Linked DNA regions of Homo sapiens: region 2 is linked to region 1. Evidence: chromatin contacts called from ENCODE Hi-C or POLR2A ChIA-PET data. All regions are on one chromosome and are shown on one strand. The core of a region is the stretch at or near the end of the contact, and the rest is flanking DNA. Distances in the headings are between cores, read along the strand shown.

Region 1 (3,526 bases), core at 981-3,480:
TGGGATCATGGGGCAGAGCATGTGGCTATGACCTAAGAGGTGTTTTAGAGAAACAAAGATGGGCACTGAGGCCTAGTGCAACAAGCGGAAGCTACTGGGAGAAGTGGGAGGAAAGCAGAGTTAGGGATGCCAAAGGGGAGTAGGGAAAGGAAGCCCCTGCTGTGGGGGTGAGGCTTGCAGGGGCTTGGGTAAAGTGGACAAGAACTTAGATGGCCCAGATATTTAGAGAGCTTTGGGCATCTAGGAGTCAGAAAGTGGCAATATAGGCTGGGTGCAATAGCTCATGCCTGTAACCCCAACACTTTCGGAGGCCGAGGCAGGCGGATCACCTGAGGTCAGGAGTTCGAGACCAGCCTGACCAACATGGAGAAACCCCATGTCTACTAAAAATACAAAATTAGCCAGGCGTGGTGGTGCATGCCTGTAATCCCAGCTATTCAGGAGGCTGAGGCAGGAGAATTGCTTGAACCCAGGAGGTGGCGGTTGCGGTGAGCCAATATCTCGCCACTGCACTCCAGCCTGGGCAACAAGAGCGAAACTCCGTCTCAAAAAAAAAAAAAAAGAAAAGAAAGTGACAATGTGAGAGATTCAGGACCAAGGGTGTACAGAGCTGAGCCGGGCCCAGGAGGTGTCCGGAGAACTTCCCTTAATCAGGGGCCAGCGCAGATCAGGAGATGGAGTAATCCTGACCCACATCCTCTGGGAGCAGGGGAGGGGCCCTGGCCAGAGAGCCCAGCCCTTGCAGCAGGGGCCTGGGGCAGGCAGATGGCAGCCCCACCTAACAGCCAGAAAGAAACCGCAGCAAATCACAGAGGCCTGACTTTGCCCCCTACCTTCACCCACTGAGAGAACCGGCCACTGTCAGGCCAGGAGTATGAGGAGGACAGGCACTATATTTTGTAGAAGAGGAAATGAAGGCTGAGAGGGGAAGTGACTTATCTACCATCCCACAGAAAGGCAGGGCCTGGCCTAGAGGGAGCCCTGACGGACCACTAGCTGCTCCTATCCATGGCCCTGGAAAAGTGGGAGGTGGGCACTGAAGGGACACAGGCAGTCCGGTCCACTCAGGGCTTCCCAGCTGGCCAGGGTTCCCCCAAGGCAGAGAACTTCATCTTTCCTCCCCATCCAAGGAGGCAAAGACATGCCCCTTCCCTTGGGCTGAGAGGGGCTGAAGCTGGGACCCCCTCAGGGGATAAGAAACAAATTCACCTTCCTCTAGACCCAACAGGCCCCTCATTTTAACTTAATCATTCCACAGGCATATATTAAGTGCTTGCTGCGTGCTGGACCCTCGGATAAAGCGGCTGCTGGCAGAACTGAGTTTGCAAGTAAAGGGCAGGGGCAGGGGCAAGACCCAATCCCAGGCCAAGAGTGTTTTGAGTGGTTAGAAGGAGGCTCCAGGGACACAGTTGGTCCAGCCCTCGGGTGGGGAAGGCAGGGACTAAGATCAGACCCTAGGTGGGCCGGACTCCCGATTCCTTCCCTACAGCTAGCTGCTCAGATGGATGTGGAGCGGGGAGAGAGTGGGGGAAAAGATACAGAGACTTATACAAGGGAGAAAAAAGCAACTTCTCCAATCCTCCTGCCACCAAAGCATGGTCACATCCTTGAGACAGGAACCCCCCAACACACACATACACACACACACAGAGTCAGGATCCGATCCTTGAGACAGGAACCCCCCAACACACACATACACACACACACACAGTCAGGATCCGACACACACACACACACACACACACACACACACAGAGAGAGAGAGAGAGTCAGGATCCGACCACGGTAATCGGGGTTCGAGCCCAGTCACCCAGGCCACTTTCAGCAAGTCATCAATCTCGCTGGAGTCTCAGTCTCCTGGTCAATCCAATGGGAACGGTAACAACCACGACGCCCCACAACTGGTGAGAAAGTCAGCGAGAATGAAGGAGGACGCGGTCTGCGAAGTCCCCGATATGGATCCAGCCCCTCGCCCCTGCCCCATTTGCCCAGGCTCTTCCTGAGGTGAGACTGGCGGGAGTGGGGCGGGCAGGAACGAGGGCCTGAGCCCAGGACCGCAATCCCCGTGAGGGGCTCGAGGACCCCAGCCCAACGCCCCGCCGGGCCCCGCCCTCACCTCCTCCTCCATGGCGAGTCCGCCGAGGTCCCGCCGCTCCGCCACTCGCTTCCAGCGCCGCGCGGGCTCTGCCACCGCGTCTACGCCCGGCCAGGCGGCGACTCTCCGCGTTCTGTCCCGCCGGCTGCCGGGGGCCCAAGAAACTTCGGGGGGGCGGGGCCGGGGGCGGGGTGAGGCTTCCGGGGGCCGGGGCGGGGCCGGGGAGGGGGCGGTGGGGCCGGGGGCCCGGCCCAGGGCGGGAAATGGGTGGGGAGGGGCGGGGCCTGGGTTGGAGACTGGACGGAGGAGCCGGGCGGAGATGCAACTGGAGGAAGAGGGCGGGACGGGGCGGAGAAGGTTTCCCGCATCGGCGGAGGGAGAGGGACTAGGAGGGGGCTGCGGCGGGGGAGGAGAGGGGGCTTCCGGCCCAGAGACTGAGGCGAGGGTGGCGGGAGCGGCGCGCAGGCAGGGCTGGGGTGGGGCGCACACAGTGAGCGCTGGGGGCGCTGGCGGTGGAGCCTTTGAGGTCTCCCGAACCAGTGGGCTGGGGTTGCGAGACCGAGCCGAGCTGCCCTGGGCGGCCAGAGATGTGGGCACACAGAGGCTCCTCCTCTTTCCTCCCCGACGCCGGGCAGTGGGCGGTGGCCTGGTCTTCTCCCTGGAACCTCTGGGCGGGGCCGGGCCTGGAGCTTGGGTCTCTGTCCGGAGGGTGGTGTCACAGGAAGAGCTGGAGCTGAGAGTCGGGACTCCGGGGTCCCTTTAGGGGGCGGCCCGCCCCTGGCTCTCAGGGGTCTCCAAGCGCAGTGTTCTCCTGCTCTCCTTGGGCATCGCTCAATCCCTCCCGTATCTGAGGGTCGACCATCCCCCCGATCCCGCGGTGAGCTTGCAGCCCTGACAGCCTTACTGGAGAGTGGGAGTGTGGGGACCAGCAGAGAGTAATGATTTTAGTTATACCATGCGCCCTCATTTTACATTGGAGAAACTGAGGCCCAGAGAGAGAAAGTAACTGGCTGCATCGCAGCCTGCAGCACCGCTCCCCTCTCACACACACACGCATACTCCCCCTTAGCTCTCCTGGTCAACCCCGTCCCATGCCAAGGAAGGGAAAATTAAGTGCATGTGAGATCAATGGTGACCTTCTTCGGCTCTGGCTGCCATAGCAGCGGCTGTGCCAGCGACCAAGCTCCCCTTTCACGGCCTTCTGCCAGCCCTCAGGCTCCCAGGCTACTTCCAGCCCTGTACGGAAAAGGGCAGCCTGGGGCTCCCAGGCCAAGGGGGAAGGAGATGCAGGTACACTTCTCCCTCATGCCTAGGCCTGGGATCCTTTAGCTAAAGGAATGAAGAAAATTGAGGCTGATATTATCACACTGGTCAAGAAAAAGAAAGAATAGAAAAGAAAGAGAGAGGAAGGAGAGAGAGAGGAAGGAGGGA
Region 2 (3,730 bases), core at 539-3,038, 690 kb before region 1:
TCTATTAAACCACCGTGGAGCAGTAGAGGGAGACAGCACAGAACATTTACTCATACTCTGACCCAAAAGTATAGCCTCAGTCTGGATGAACACATTAAACGACACACCATGCAATGTCATAGCCTATTTAAAGGCATTCTGGCCACTACTGTCTTCATCTTTCAACAGGAAAACTGTTTATATTCCAGAAGCAAAGATTATATTAAATTCAATAAATTCAAGTCGACACTCAGAAAGCACCTACATTTTACCGGATCCACGGGTGATCCAAGCAGATGCCTGTTCAGAGGCAGAGAGAGTTAAATGGAGTGAAAGAGATGACAAAGTGCCATAGATGTTAAGGAGAAGTTTCCAATAAGAATGACTGTAGAAAGAACCTTCCAGAGGCTGGGCGCGGTGGCTCATGCCTGTAATCCCAGCACTTTGGGAGGCCGAGACGGGTGGATCACCTGAGGTCAGAAGTTCGAGACCAGCCTGGCCAACATGGTGAAACCCTGTCGCTACTAAAAATACAAAAATTAGCCGGGCATGGTGGCACGCGTCTATAATCCCAGCTACTCGGGAGGCTGAGGCAGGAGAATCCCTTGAACCCGGGAGGCAGAGGTTGCGGTGAGCCGAGATCGCGCCATTGCACTCCAGCCTGGGCGACAAGAGCGAAACACCGTCTCAAAAAAAAGAAAAGAAAAAAAAAGAAAGAAAGAAAGAAAGAACCTTCCAGAATGAAAATTCCAGTTTCTCAAAGCCCAGAATCTTTAGTTTGGACAGAGACATGAGGATACACAGGTCCTGGAGTCTCCACTACTACGTGCCTTCAGCTTGCTTACATTAAGGGCCAAGGAGCTCAAACAGAAATGCTTAATGTAACTTAAGAACTTTTTAAGTTCTCTGTGCAACTCAGCAAACCTGAGCTCACAACCTTCAGAACAGAGGGGGAAATCACTTCCTCCAGCTCTTGTGAATTTTAAAATTAAAAGTAATGAGAATGATTTCCATCACTGAACGGTTGCGAGGTGGGTGTGGCCCCCCACCCCTCCCCCTCCCCCACCTCCGGCAGCGCCCAGCCTCAGTAACGTCCGAGGGGCCTGGCTGGACCTCTCAGGCCAGCGGCAGGCATTCAGCTACGGCCCAGCAAGCCGCTGTCACAACCGCACCCCTGACCCAACAAGCTCATCCCACATCTCGAAGGGCCCCAGCCAACTCGAACCCCGACGGCCAGGCAGCCAGGGCCGGGCCTGGGCTCCATGAAGGCCGCCGACTGCGAACAAAGAAGAGGCCCGGGGTAGCCTGAGAGGCCCAGGCCGAGCTCTCTGGGGACCCGAAGGTTCCTGCAGCCCTCGGGGGGTTGTGCCCCCGGCCCGAGATCTGCAGATGAGCCTCGAAAAGCGCCAGCACGCCGTAAGCGCACCGCGTCGCCGACCTTGTTGGCGCACTGCAGGCTCTCCGGCGCGCACGCGGACAAAGGGGGCAGGGGTCCTGGCGGGTACCCGGAGCCGCGATCCCGCGCGCTTCCCGCCGCCCGACCCGGCCTTTACCTGTACGTCACTCAGCTCCACGCGCAGATATAGCTCGCGGTGTCGCTGAGCCCAGTAGACATGCGGCGTCAACACCTGATTCTCCATGGCCACACTGCCCAGGGCGCGGGGAGGCTAGGCTCGCTGCGCCTCGCTGCCTCAGGTAGTGCTCTGCTGGCGCGAGCAGAAAGCAGGCCTCAAACCCTAGCGCTCCTGAGCGCCTGCAACCCGGCACCTCGAGATACCCCACGCTCGCGGGCCGCGCCTGCGCAGTGACGCGCCGGGATGGCGGCGGCGCCAGCAGCGGGCCTTGGCGCGAGCCGGGCGGGGGCGGGGCGCAGGCGGGATAGGGGCAGGCCGGGGCACAGAGACGCCGCAGCTCGCCGCGGCCGCCTAGGGAATTGGAATCAGCGGGTGGTCTGCTCTCCCCACTCGTCTTCAGGGACATGCTTTAAAATAAGCTTTAAAATAAAAAAGGCTGGAGACTTATGGGGGACCGATCAGCCTGGAAAAGGGTTTGGGACTGGTGTCTCTGGACGGTCCTTCGCATTCTGTTTACTGAGTACCTACTGTGTGCCTGGGTTTCAAAGCTAAACACTGGAACAACAGAAGTGAGACACAGTCCCTTCTGTCTTAGAACTCCCAGCCTATTAAAAGATGCAAGTAATTACAGATGAAATGAGGATAATAATGGTGATAGGGGACATGGTGTGGGAGCAGCGTGGAAGAGCGTTCCAACAAGGGAAAATAAAGACCAGGGCAGCGCTGCCCAATAAAACTGTAGGTGATGATGGAAATATTGCACATTGCGCTCTTTAATACGGTAGCCACTAGCCACATGAGGCTTTTGAGTACTTGAACTGAATAACCGAATTTTCAATTTTACTCACTTCTGTTTTTTTTTTGTTGTTGTTGTTGTTTTGTTTTGAGACGGAGTTTCTCTCTTGTTGCCCAGGCTGGAGTGCAATGGCGCGATCTCGGCTCACCGCAACCTCTGTCTCCCGGGTTCAAGTGATTCTCCTGCCTCAGCCTCCCGAGTAGCTGGGATTACAGGCATGCGCCACCGGCTAATTTTGTATTTTTAGTAGAGACGAGGTTTCTCCATGTTGGTCAGGCTGGTCTCGAACTCCCGACCTCAGGTGATCCGCCCGCCTTGGCCTCCCAAAGTGCTGAGATTATAGGCGTGAGACACCGCGCCCGGCCAACTTTATTCACTTCTAATTTAAACTTAAATATCCATATTTTTGGTGGCTATTCTATTGGACAGTGCAGGAGACTGTCTCAAAAAAATAGGAAACTCAAACTAGAGACAACACTCATTTATGTCTTACTTAAGCTGTCTTGTCTGTATCGGGTTTCATCCCCAAGTTCTTCTGCAGAGAAGAATTTAATGGGAAGAAATATTTATATGAAAACTAGAACTCTGGGACAAAAATGGAACTCATATTCAATCCTGTTAGCTCCCATTTATTTAGCAAAGTGATTCTATTAGCACCCGTTTGTTTAGCAGAGGGATCTAACGCTGAAAACAAATTCTGCTAGCTCTCTGGAAACATTTAGCTCAAGAGTGGACAGAATAAAATATAGAGAGTTTTCATATAATGAATGTGCTGAGCTCACAAAGAGTTTATGATGATAGGAACTGAGGGCCGTGGGAACCATTGTCAGACATTTGAGAGCCAACCCTTGAGAACGGGATGGTGAAATGCGAGTAGGAATTTGACTGAGTAAGAACCAGGTAGGCCGTGGAAGCACAGGGCGCTTGCTTCGTTCACAGGTGAAAAGATGTGGACCAGGTGCAGCGTCTCACGCGTGTAATCCCAGCACTTTGGGAGGACGAGGCGGGAGGATCGCTGGAGCCCAGGAGTTTGAGACCAGCCTGGGAAAAATGGCAATACACTGTCTCTACAAAAAATACAACAGTTAGCAGGGCGTGGTTGGCGCGCCCCTGGGGTCCGAGCTACTCGGGAGGCTAGGGTGGGAGAATTGCTTAAGCCCAGGAGGCGAGATCGCGCCACTGCACTCCAGCTTGGGTGACAGTGTGAGGCCCTGTCTTAAAATTTAAAAAAGAGAGAGGGTTGTGGAAGGAGGTTCTGCTGCTAGGGATTAAAGGCATAGAGGAGAGAGGTCGCCCTGAATCTGGAAAGGCAGAGGGTGCATTAGGAAAGTCTTTGTTTGCTTCACTGAGGTGCCTATACTGTATCCCACAGACACATGGG

Evidence for each region. Hi-C counts contacts between places; a loop is a spot of excess contacts on that map. ChIA-PET counts read pairs that join two places held with the same protein, here RNA polymerase II (POLR2A). Pooled maps may share reads with other maps.
Region 2: a pooled map shows a loop between it and region 1 (3-fold over the local background). The contact joins the promoter of HACD3 here to the promoter of PLEKHO2 in region 1. A Hi-C loop is called at or near these places in 1 of 50 pooled maps. POLR2A ChIA-PET finds 5 or more read pairs at or near these places in 2 of 52 experiments (MCF 10A and WTC11).

What each region holds. Positions count from the first base shown.
Region 1 is chr15:64,840,619-64,844,144 of GRCh38, reverse strand. It overlaps PLEKHO2 (pleckstrin homology domain containing O2), which reads right to left and starts at 2,230. Exons shown (of 6, transcript NM_025201.5): 1 at 2,117-2,230. The coding sequence starts at 2,128. It also overlaps a transcript of LOC124903508 not described here. RefSeq lists enhancers at 1,023-1,574, 1,607-2,130 and silencers at 1,938-2,377, 2,388-2,707.
Region 2 is chr15:65,528,521-65,532,250 of GRCh38, reverse strand. HACD3 (3-hydroxyacyl-CoA dehydratase 3) reads right to left here and starts at 1,788. Exons shown (of 11, transcript NM_016395.4): 1 at 1,533-1,788. The coding sequence starts at 1,619. RefSeq lists a silencer at 1,706-1,925 and an enhancer at 2,964-3,464.